2 separate regions of the Homo sapiens genome follow, and region 1 is linked to region 2. Evidence: read pairs that join two places in POLR2A ChIA-PET (ENCODE). Cell type or tissue: Panc1. All regions are shown on one strand. Links, peaks and the distances in the headings refer to the core of each region. The heading gives the core; the rest is flanking DNA.

Region 1 (5,382 bases), core at 59-5,058, 530 kb after region 2:
CTGATGAAACGTGCTAGGCTGTCTGGAACCTGCCCGTTAGGCAAAAGGAGCCACTCAAGAGGATCCCACCCAGCTGATGCCAGTTTCAGCTGAATCTGGTCTGTGGCTGGGGGCAGATTGGGAGAAGTCAATGCCTCACTGTTTTTGTTGTCGGGATCAATGGACGGCTGCCATTTGCAGGTGTTGCATCTGGGATAAAGTGAAGGGACAAGTTTGGAGCCAGGGCTTGGTGGCCGAAATGTGTGTTGGGAGAGCAATGGGCCAGGCAGCTCCCCTGGTGCTGGCTTGGAAGGTGGGTGGGTGTTGGAGCATTTCATGGAGCAGGGCCACAAGGTCAGCACTGGGTTTGGGAGTAGACACTCCTTGTGAGAAGAAGCCATCCTGGCCCGGTGCAGCTGCTCACGCCTGTAATTCCAACACTTTGGGAGGCCAAGGCACGAGGATTGCTTGAGCCCAGGGGTTCAACACCAGCCTGGGTGATATGGTTTGCATCTGTGTTCCCAGCCAAATCTCGTGTTGAATTGTTAGCCCCAGTGCTGCAGGTGGGGCCTGATGGGAGGTGATTGGATCATGGGGGAGGAATTCTCCCTTGCTGTTCTCATGATATTGAGTGAGTTCTCACGAGATCTGGTTGATTAAAAGTATGTAGCATCTCCCCGTTCTTTCTCTTCCTTCTCCTCTGTCCATGTAAGACGTGTCTGCTTCGCCGTTGCCTTCCACCGTGATTGTGAGTTTCCTGAGGCCTTCCCTAGCCATGCTTCCTGTATAGTCTGTGGAACGGTGAGTCAATTAAACCTCTTTTATTTATAAATTACCTGATTTCAGGTAGTTCTTTACAGCACTGCAAGAACAGACTAATACACTAGGAAACATAGCAAGACGTCTACATCTCTACAAAATAACAACAACAAAAAATTAGCTGGGCATGGTGGTGCATGCCTGTAGTTCCAGCTACTCAGGAGGGTGAGGCAGGAGGATTGCTTGAGCCCAGGAGGTTAAGGCTGCAGTGAGCTATGATTGAGCCACTGCACTCCAGCCTGTGTGACAGTGAGACCCTGTCTCAAAACAAATAACAAAAAGGCCGGGTGCAGTGGCTCACGCCTGGAATCCCAGCACTTTGGGAGGTCAAGGTGGGTGGATCACCTGAGATCAGGAGTTCAAGACCAGCCTGGCCGACATAGTGAAACCTTGTCTCTAGTAATAATACAAAAATCAGCTGGGCATGGTGGCAGGGAACTGTAATCCCAGCCACTTGGGAGGCTGAGGAAGGAGAATCACTTGAACCCGGGTGGCAGAGGTTGCAGTGAGCCAAGGTTGTGCCACTGCACTCCAGTCTGGGCAACAAAGAGAGACTCCATTTCAAAAAAAAAAAAAAGCCGGGCATGGTGGCTCACACCTGTAATCTCAGCACTTTGGGAGGCCGAGGTGGGCAGATTACCTGAGGTCAGGAGTTCGAGACCAGCCTGGCCAACACAGTGAAACCACGTTTCTATTAAAAATACAAAAATTAGCTGGATGTGGTGGCGGGCACCTGTAATCCCCAGGTACTCGGGAGGCTGAGGTAGAAGAATTGCTTGAACCTGGGAGGTGGAGGTTGCAGTGAGCCGAGATCACGCCACTGCACTCCAGCCTGGTCGACAAGAGCAAAACTCCATCTCAAAAAACAAAGAAAAGCATCCTGAATTTAGTGAAGGGGAAGCTTGAAAGCACCTGTGCTGTATTCTCACCAACATAGGCCAACCTCATCAAACAACTCCCTTCCTCTGTGTCTCCATTTCTGTCTCCCTGTCTTTTTTCTGCTCCCTAAAATCTGTTTTGAGCATCGAGTATTGGGCAGCCTACACATGACATTAAGGAAAACCTGGCAATAATTGTAGGTGACATAAAATTTATTGAGATCCTTGTTTTTAACTTTACTACTCAGAATGTGAATCTATTTCTTCAAAACTAGGGTGGAATCCTGAATAGAGGCACATGTGAGAGATAAAGCTCGAGACTGGGTGCAGTGGCTCACACCTGTAATCCCAGCACTTTGGGAGGCCAGGTGGGAGGATCACTTAAGCCCAGGAGTTTGAGACCAGCCTGGGCAAGATGGCCAAACCCAGTCTCTACCAAAAAAAAAAAAAAAAAAAAAGCAAAAATTAGCCAGGTGTGGTCACGTGCACCTGTAGTCTCAGCTACTTTGGAGGCTGAGGCAGGAGAATTGTTTGAGCCCAGGAGGCAGAGGTTGTAGTGAGCCGAGATCGTGCCACTGCATTCCAGCCTGGGCGACAGAGCAGGACCCTGTCTCCAAAAAATAAAAATAAAAAAAAAAAGTCTGCCCCTATGAGTTGAGCAACCTCATGAAGATATCCTTTCTTAGCTTGTTTTCCCAGCTCTAAAATACAATGCAAACTATCCCACGGGGTGTATTAGGGCCCAGTGAAATTTCTCTGCTAGGGCTATAATTGTCTGTCTTCTTATAGCCGTTCTTATTTTTGACTTTGGAGGTATTAAATATTCAGCCCATGCCAGAGTGAGGATCTCCTTTTCACCTTCTGTCTGAATTGTGCCTTGAATCTGTTTCGCGATGGGTGCGAACTGGGTGAGACACTTGTCTTAGAACCGCAGCCCTGGCAACTCCACGCCGCCTGACCTCGAGCCGGTTTCCATAGCCTGAATCCTTCCTCTCATTTGCAAACAACTTTCTTAGTAAATGATGACAAAGCAGAATGCAATCCCTTCTATAAGAGATATGACTCAGAACAAATTGTAGCCGCGTTTTCCTCACTTTTCTCCTGCGTGGTGCGTGCTTCATCATCTTAAAGATCTCTTTGTTTGATAGTCAAGTGCATTAGTGTAGACAAGTGTGATATTTCTTCTCTTGTAATAATTATTTCCTGTTATAATTTCGGAGTTGTATCATAGCTTCTAACGTCGTCCCCCAGCCCTTGAGCATAAAGATTTCCCCTGGACTCCTAGCAATGTTACATGCAAAACAAATGACATCAGCAGAATAGAACAGACTTGTAGAAAGATCTTCTAGGAAGAAAGCAAATAGGAAGATCAGCTACAAACCGAGACGGGTGGATCACGAGGTCAGGAGATGGGGACCATCTTGGCCAACATGGCAAAACCCCATCTCTCTCAAATACAAAAAATCAGCTGGGTGTGGTCACACACCTGTAGTCCCAGCTACTCAGGAGGCTGAGGCAGGAGAATCGCTGGAACCCGGGAGGTGGAGGTTGCAGTGAGCTGAGATAGCGCCACTGCACTCCATTCTGGGGACAGAGCAAGACTCCGTCTCAAACCAGCTAAGCAGGAAGAACATTGCTTTGCAAGAAAAATACCTATGTATTCATTTAACAACAGCTCCAAACAAAGGCAGTGGGTTCATCAAGGGTTCGGGCAGCTTGTATCATCTTTAATTATAATAATTTTTAATGGTGGTGACCTGATTATTACATTTACAATGTTTGTTTATCAAAAGGTCTGAGGGGCGACCAAGGAATTCTTTCAGCAGTACTCTGTACACTAATGAAGTTGCAAAGCTCTCAAATGCAGAGAGCACATAAAAGCCATGGCAATAAAAGAGCTTAAACTCCCCAAGCCTGAAGTGCTTGCCTACTGCATCACCGGCCGTCAATAGGTACTTTGCTCTGAGGACATCAGGTGGTGTTAGCAACCTGTCGATTAGATGGAGGTGAGCCCAGAGGCCAGAAAGTCACTGATGGGCCAGGGCTAGAGTCACAGGTGATGGTGAGACCCAGGCTACTCAAAGTGTCCCCAGACCAGCTGCCTGGCGTCACTGGGAGCTTGTGAGAGGTGCAGAATAAGGCCACCCAGACCTGTAGTATCAGAAACTGCTAAGGGTGCCGGGTGCGGTGGCTCACATTTGTAATCCCAGCACTTTGGGAGGCCCGGGTGGGCAGATCACTTGAGGTCAGCGGTTCGAGACCAGCCTGGCTAACATGGTGAAACCCCATCTCTACTAAAAAATACAAAAAGTAGCCAGGTGTGGTGGCACACACTTGTAGTTCTAGCTACTTAGGAGGCTGAAACAGGACAATCACTTGAACCTGGGAGGCAGAGTTTGCAGTGAGCCAAGATGGCACTACTGCACTCCAGCCTTGGTGCCAGAGTAAGATTCCATCTCAAAAAAAAAAAAAATGCTGAGGAACAAGATGCACAGGTGACCCGTGTGCTCGTTAATGTTTGAGAAGCAGAGGTTTAGGAAACAGCTTTTGAAGAAATCAAACCAAGAGAGGGGTAGGAATTGTCAGGCAAGAGGTGGCCCTGGAATGTGAGGCTGTGAGCAGCATGACCTTGTCTTATCTCATTGCACCTGCAATTAAACCTTTTGTCCAAACAAGATCTTACTCTGAGGTTCCAAGTAGATGTGAATTTGGGAGAAGACAGCATTTAACCCAGTGCAGAGGAGAAGATTAGCAAGAACCTTAGGGCATCAGGACTCCTGAGTTCTGCTCCTGGCTGGGGCTACTCCAGGGGGTTCTGTTTCCATGTGCATTTTAAAAAAAAAAAATTGTCATTGAAATCTTTTTTTTTTTTTTTTTTTTTTTTTTTTTTTTTTTTTTTTTTTGAGATGGAGTCTCGCTCTGTGACCCAGGCTGAAGTGCGGTGGCGCGATCTCGGCTTACTGCAATCTCTGCCTCCCAGGTTCAAGCAATTCTCCTGCCTCAGCCTCCAGAGTAGCTGAAATTACAGGTGTATTCCATGTCTGGCTAATTTTTATATATTTAGTAGAGACAGTGTTTCACCATGTTGGTCAGGCTGGTCTCGAACTCCTGACCTTGTGATCTGCCTGCCTCGGCCTCCCAACGTGATGGGATTACAGGTGTGAGCCACCGTGCCTGCCTGGTCATTGAAATCTTACATGCTAAAGTGGCAGAGAACACATTGAGGACAGATGAAAAGGCAGCTGATGAGAAGGGACTGAGATTCCGCTCTCCTTGAGCATGCAGACTTCTCTGACCTGGTCCCCGGGAGAGGCCCCAAGCCTCTCCACTCCCATCTCCTTGTATTTAAAACTGAGCTAATAACTTGGAACTCCCTCACAGGAATAGTGGGAAGAACTGGTGTTTAAAATAAAATGATTCTCAACCGTGTTGCAAATGCAAGTTGCCTCAGGAATATTAACTAGGAGGGAAACTATCAAGGTTCCCTCAGATTCTAAATCTGGCAAGAGAAAGAGAGGGGTGGGGGGGGGAGAATGAGCTATTTTTAATTCCTGGCCAAGAAATGATTTTTTTTAAATCCACAGTAATATCATGAGCTCAGCCTGTTCGAACAATGAATTCTGTTTCCATAATTGTCTTGTCCACAGTAGCCACCATAAAAAGAACAATAATCATGGTGATTCCTAATGTAAATCTGCCTGGTTTC
Region 2 (5,382 bases), core at 130-5,129:
TGACATGATCTAACTTACATTCTAAAAAAAGATTAGCTAAGTGTTGAATACAAGCAAGCAAGAAGACTAGACCACAGACCAGAAGCTGTTATAATAATTCCAGCTGTAGACGACCATCACTTGGTCCAAAGTGGTAGCAGTGAAAACAGCTAAATGTTGGATTTTGAATAGCTTTTGAAAGGAAAGCTAACAGGTTTTTCTGTGGCTATGGGTGAAAGATCAAGGTTTTGGCCTGAACCATTTGAAAGATAAAGCTGCCATGAAATGATATGATATAGACTATGGGTGGAGCAGGTTTGGGGCATGGAGGGAGATCAACATTGGAGATATCTGTTAGATTCACACGTGGAGATGGCTCACGGGCATGAGAAGGTTTACAGCCGTGGCTAGCAAACTCTAACCCATGTACAGAATTTGATGCAGGCTTGTTTTTATATGGCCCACACACCAAGAAGACTATTGTTCCTCAGGTCACTATGCTTCTATCCACAGGGGTCAGGAAGGATACCAAATGCCCTCTACTCCCTACCACTCACAGCCTTGCCTAATGATTGGCTTGAGTCTACCAGCATTAATCCAGCCATGCCCTTTACCCAATGCGTGCTGAACACAGAGCCAATCTTGTGGATCTCTGTCCAACTCCTTATAGAAAGACGTCATGTTGGTCACCTGGAATACACTGTGGTGGGAGTATTCACACCATGAAAATTGGAAAAAGCTACACATCAGGGCTCTTCCCTGCCAAGAGCCAGTTATAGTTATCAAACACTGAACAACACATCACTGCCCTTTGTCCGTATTTATGGAATAAAGTCTTAGAATCTCAATTCATCCCTCATCTCCTGTATATGAATCCCCAAACAGCCATGAACAGCTCTTACTCCACACTACATCCCTCACCAAACCAAAACTCCTTAACCACTTCCATTGTGCTTTCTGTGACTCAAAGACCAGCCTCAGCAAAGGCCCCTGTATTGTCACCCTCTCCTCTAAATGTTTCTTCTTCTTGCTCAACAGGAAGGCTGGTCCTCCCCTGCTGACACTCATGCCCTAGCAGCCCTCTCTAGGTCTCTCCCACCCTGCTTTGGACTTGGACGTGGGGTAGATGCCCTCCTTCCTTCTCATTACCATGCTCACTACACTCCACCCGCCTCTTCTCAAATTGCCTCCATCTGTAACACTGAATCTCATGTCGTCTAACTTTATCTCCCACTACACCTTCGTTGTTGTAGTCAATTTCTGATGCTGTCTTTCCCTTATCTTTTAGTGATATAGCTCTTGACTCACAATTTCAGTATACACATTGACTGTGCTTCAATCAACATGTGATCGGTCTGTGCCATTCAGAGATGTTTTTTTCTCCTATTCTCTCTTCTATGCCTTAATGGACTTCAAGACTTAAAAGCATTTAAAAACTCCATGATCAAACAAATCTCCCTGCTGTCACCTACCAAAAAGTTATTAGAAATTATCTCTTATTCTTAATCAAATTTCTATTTATTTTTAATAAAATTTGCTTTGGGTTTATATTTAAGAATACTTTATAATCAGTTCATCAATAATAATCTCAATGTTCAAGAAGTACTTAGAACTCAGTTTTATGATATAATTCTCAAACAAAACCAATGTGTATGTCTTCCGCCCTTGGAATGCAAACTTTTGCCTGCCACATAATGAACTGACTATGCCAGCCACCAAATACACAAGGCAGCAGGGGGCGCAGTTTTGGGCCCTCCAGGTCAATGACTGAGCTTTTGTCTTTGCAGAGCAAGACGAAACTACCTAATGCATTAGCAAAGCAGAATATCCAAAACAACATGAGACAGAAATAAAAAGGGGTAAGTCTATACCAAGGCATCTCACAGTGAATGTTAATAAACTCATGTAATAACAGGCCGGCGGGGCCTATGGTATGTACTTTTATTTTTCCATGTTTAAACATTGATTATAAATGATTATGAGTTTTAAGGTTCTCACATAAGCTGATAAACAACTAGGAATAGAGAGTATACTAAAAGGAAGAGCCAGTCAACAAAAACCTTCCAGGAAAAGACTCTTTCAGGAAATGAATGCTTTTATTTCCCCTTTTGTCTCTATTGACACTGTCTAGCTCTCCGATCTTTCCGTCCAATGAATGATTCTGTTGATCATGAACCGCCCCCATGGGATTTGTTCCTGCAATGCTTCATTCTGGATTTACACTTCCATTCTATCAAGTGTAGTCAATATCCTGTCTGTAGGATGAGAGTATTGCAGATAAAAATCAATTCCCTTTGGAACTCATTTTCGGAAAAGCTTGGTGCATCACTGAAATTGAGGAACCGCTGCCTTACAAATTGGTCAAATGCTACAAGGAAGTATCTTCATACTTTAAGTATTTATTTACTATCAGCAAGAGCTGCTTCATAGCTAAAAGAAGTAAAGCAAAGATGCTTATTTAAAAAAAATAGAAAAAAGGAATAAAAGAGGAAGTAATATTAAAAGATGCATCTAGAAAAAGTTTAACCATTTCAAGAGTTAGAATAGAGCTTTTACCCAAAGATCACTCCAAACCCTCAAGGGTGGGGATGGGGCCCTCATTGTAGGTGCCTATTTTGGCAAAAGTGTGATCTGTGCATACTTAGAGCTTTCTGTATTTTTTATATATATATATATATATATATATATATATATATAAAATTATATATTATAAAAATATATATTACATTTTTATTTAATATAAATTTAATTTTTATTTAATATAAATTTTATTTAATAACAAATTTATATATAAATTTAATATTTATTTAATATATATTTAATATATATTATTATATATTATATTATATAAATATATATATTATATATATATATTTCTCCACATCATCTCCTTTATCGATCTCACTCTGGGATCTATAAATAGATTGCTTTTGGACTTATTTAGGTACTGGTTTCCAGCTCATCTTTCTTCTTTGCCTGTATGTCCTATCTCTTTTGGCTAATGCCTCTGTTTTTTTCCTCAAGAGTTTGCAGTAGAAGTATAAACACAGCTTTCATCTTTCATGTTGGCTTACCTCCAGTAACGGCAAGAAACAGAGAGACACTTCAAGAACTTGGGGGTGCAGTAGGGTAGATGAGCTGCTTGCTGTGATAGAATAACGTGTGATGGGTATTCACAATAACTGGGCACTACAGAAACAGGATGGGTATGGAAGCCACTCTGAGGATGTTTTCATTCTCACCAGCAGCATCGGCTGCCTCCCTACAATTCTCCCTGCCCTCATTCCTATAGTCCTTCAGGTTAGACCAATGGTCACCACACCATGACCCGCCACTCCTCAGAGTTACCAGGAAAACTCCTCCAAGACCTCAGGAGACCCTGTGTCCCATATCATGGATAAGCCCTCCCAGAGGCCGCCAGGACTTCAGAGCAGCTATGCCTCAGGGTCCATGTGTTCCTGCTTTTAGCTCCAAGCAACTACTGTGTAGGCATGGATCAGTTGTAAAGGGATAAGTCAAGTTCAGCTGATTCCTCCACATTATAAACACAAACAATAAGCAAGCAAGCAAACAAAAACCTGCCCAATCTCACAGACATATTACATAAGAAGGAAAAAACTATAAAATGGTTTCAAAGATTTCCCACTGGCGTTATAATTTCACTTCCTGCTCTTAATTTCTTTTTAATCTCATTATAAAACTCACCAAAAAATGCATTAGGTTTTTCATGAGACTGTCTCAGGGATTATTTTGTACTGAATGACAACATCTACAATGAAAAGTGTTTGATTAGTTAACTTCCTGGAGAAACACAAGTTTATTTTAAACACTCTTCACTTGGATTTTTTTCTATTGACTCAGTCTTAAACTTGTAAATAGGTATAACAGCAATGATATGATCATACAGACTACACATTTGTCTCAGCTATATTGAGAAAGAAGGGATAACATCAGAGCTTACAAATTAGGAATCATAATAACAAAAAGGGTAATGACCAGAGCTTCATTCAATGAGCAACAAAGTATTTTACTCTGTCTTTGGGGAGATGTACATTGATTCCATTTCCTTCTTAAATTTGTGACTATAAATATTTAAAAATTGGTTTAAAAAATGTCCCTGATGGGCTAGACTCACACAATGTAGAGGCCGATGGAATTCTAGAGAACATTAAGCTTAATTTTCTGAATTTACAAGATGAAGAAATGAAGAGACAGTGAGAGGAAGTGACTTGACATTTAAAGTCAGAAACAGACACGAAGTCCAAACCAGATCCTGTTCAGTGTTTCTTGTCTCCTCTAAATATACTGAGTAATGACTTGGATAAGACCAATGCTGAAAACTCAGGGGTAAGGCAAGACACCCCCCGCCTTGAGGTCCCAGTCCTCCAAGGGCCTAGAGCCCAATAGGAGAAACAAACCTCAAGGAACTAGTTATGCAATGAACTGTTTTAACTGTAATCGTGGTAACTATGGCAAAAAAAAGTTACAGGATGTGCTGTAAGAACAAATAATAGACGACCTGTCCTTGTAGGAATCAAAGAAGGTTTCCTAAAAAAGGTTACTCTTGAACTGAGCACAAAAGGGTGATCATCTAATTTATTTCACAAACCAGTAGTAAAAGGGGATACCTAAAAACAGTAAATGTTAACTGATCTACAACAGACATAAACTGGGTCTGTCCTGAGCCAGCTGGGATGTAAGGTCCTTTGCTGCAGAAGGATAAGTCAGTACTAAGCAAGGGAAGCAAGCGGGTGGGTATCCTGTATAAGTGGGGAGAGCAACGAGAATTCCCAGAGACAAGAAGGGAGGTGGTTCGTTAAGCAAATAATCTAACATTTACTGGGGGCTTATTAACTGTCAGTCACTGTGCTACCACCGCACACGTTTCATCTCATTTAATTCACACAAATCCCCTAAGAAGCTGAGACTAATAACTGCATTTCAGAGATGAGAACACTGATGCATAGGTTCAAGAACTTGTCCATTAATAAAAGTTTTGTTTTGTTTAAGAACTTGTCTAAGATCATACCTAGTAAGTGAAAAGTTAAGATTCAAACTCAGGTATCTGATCCGGGAAACTAAGAACGTAACCAATATACCAAAGTGGCTGTGGCTGGACGTCAGAGGGAAAGAGATGGAAGAAAAAATTTAGGTAGATAAGGGAAGGAACTGAATTACACAAACCCTGCTGTTTATATTAAGGATTTGGTTACTCAGACTAATATACTAATGGATTTGAAGGAACAGAGTAACAAGATCAGGTTCATATTAATATATCATTCTGACCACAGCATGGGGAATGGAGAGAGAAGACAAAATAAACATAGGGAAACAAGGTAGAGACCAATGAAAGAGGCAAGAGTTTGGTCAGGAATGGTGGCAGAGGTGGACACACAATGATGT

Evidence for each region. ChIA-PET counts read pairs that join two places held together with the same protein. Peaks named below come from ENCODE experiments on the same cell type or tissue, not always from the same donor. Only the 100,000 strongest peaks of a DNase experiment are listed, where the experiment ranks them.
Region 1: POLR2A ChIA-PET joins it to region 2 with 6 read pairs; 1 of 35 experiments calls an interaction of 5 or more read pairs at or near these places.

Annotation. Positions count from the first base shown.
Region 1 is chr7:3,144,379-3,149,760 of GRCh38, reverse strand. LOC100129603 (a long non-coding RNA gene) reads left to right here. Exons shown (of 4, transcript NR_126024.1): 3 at 693-780. Among named protein-coding and RNA genes, the nearest start is that of CARD11, 100 kb to the right of the region's middle. In Panc1, for the core only: no CTCF peak of the experiment used is centred there; a DNase peak (open chromatin) is centred at 2,790.
Region 2 is chr7:3,670,054-3,675,435 of GRCh38, reverse strand. The region is part of intron 4 of SDK1 (sidekick cell adhesion molecule 1); the gene reads right to left. Among named protein-coding and RNA genes, the nearest start is that of SDK1-AS1, 320 kb to the right of the region's middle. In Panc1, for the core only: CTCF peaks have their summits at 1,505 and 1,728 (motif pointing right); no DNase peak of the experiment used is centred there; H3K27ac peaks cover 831 bases.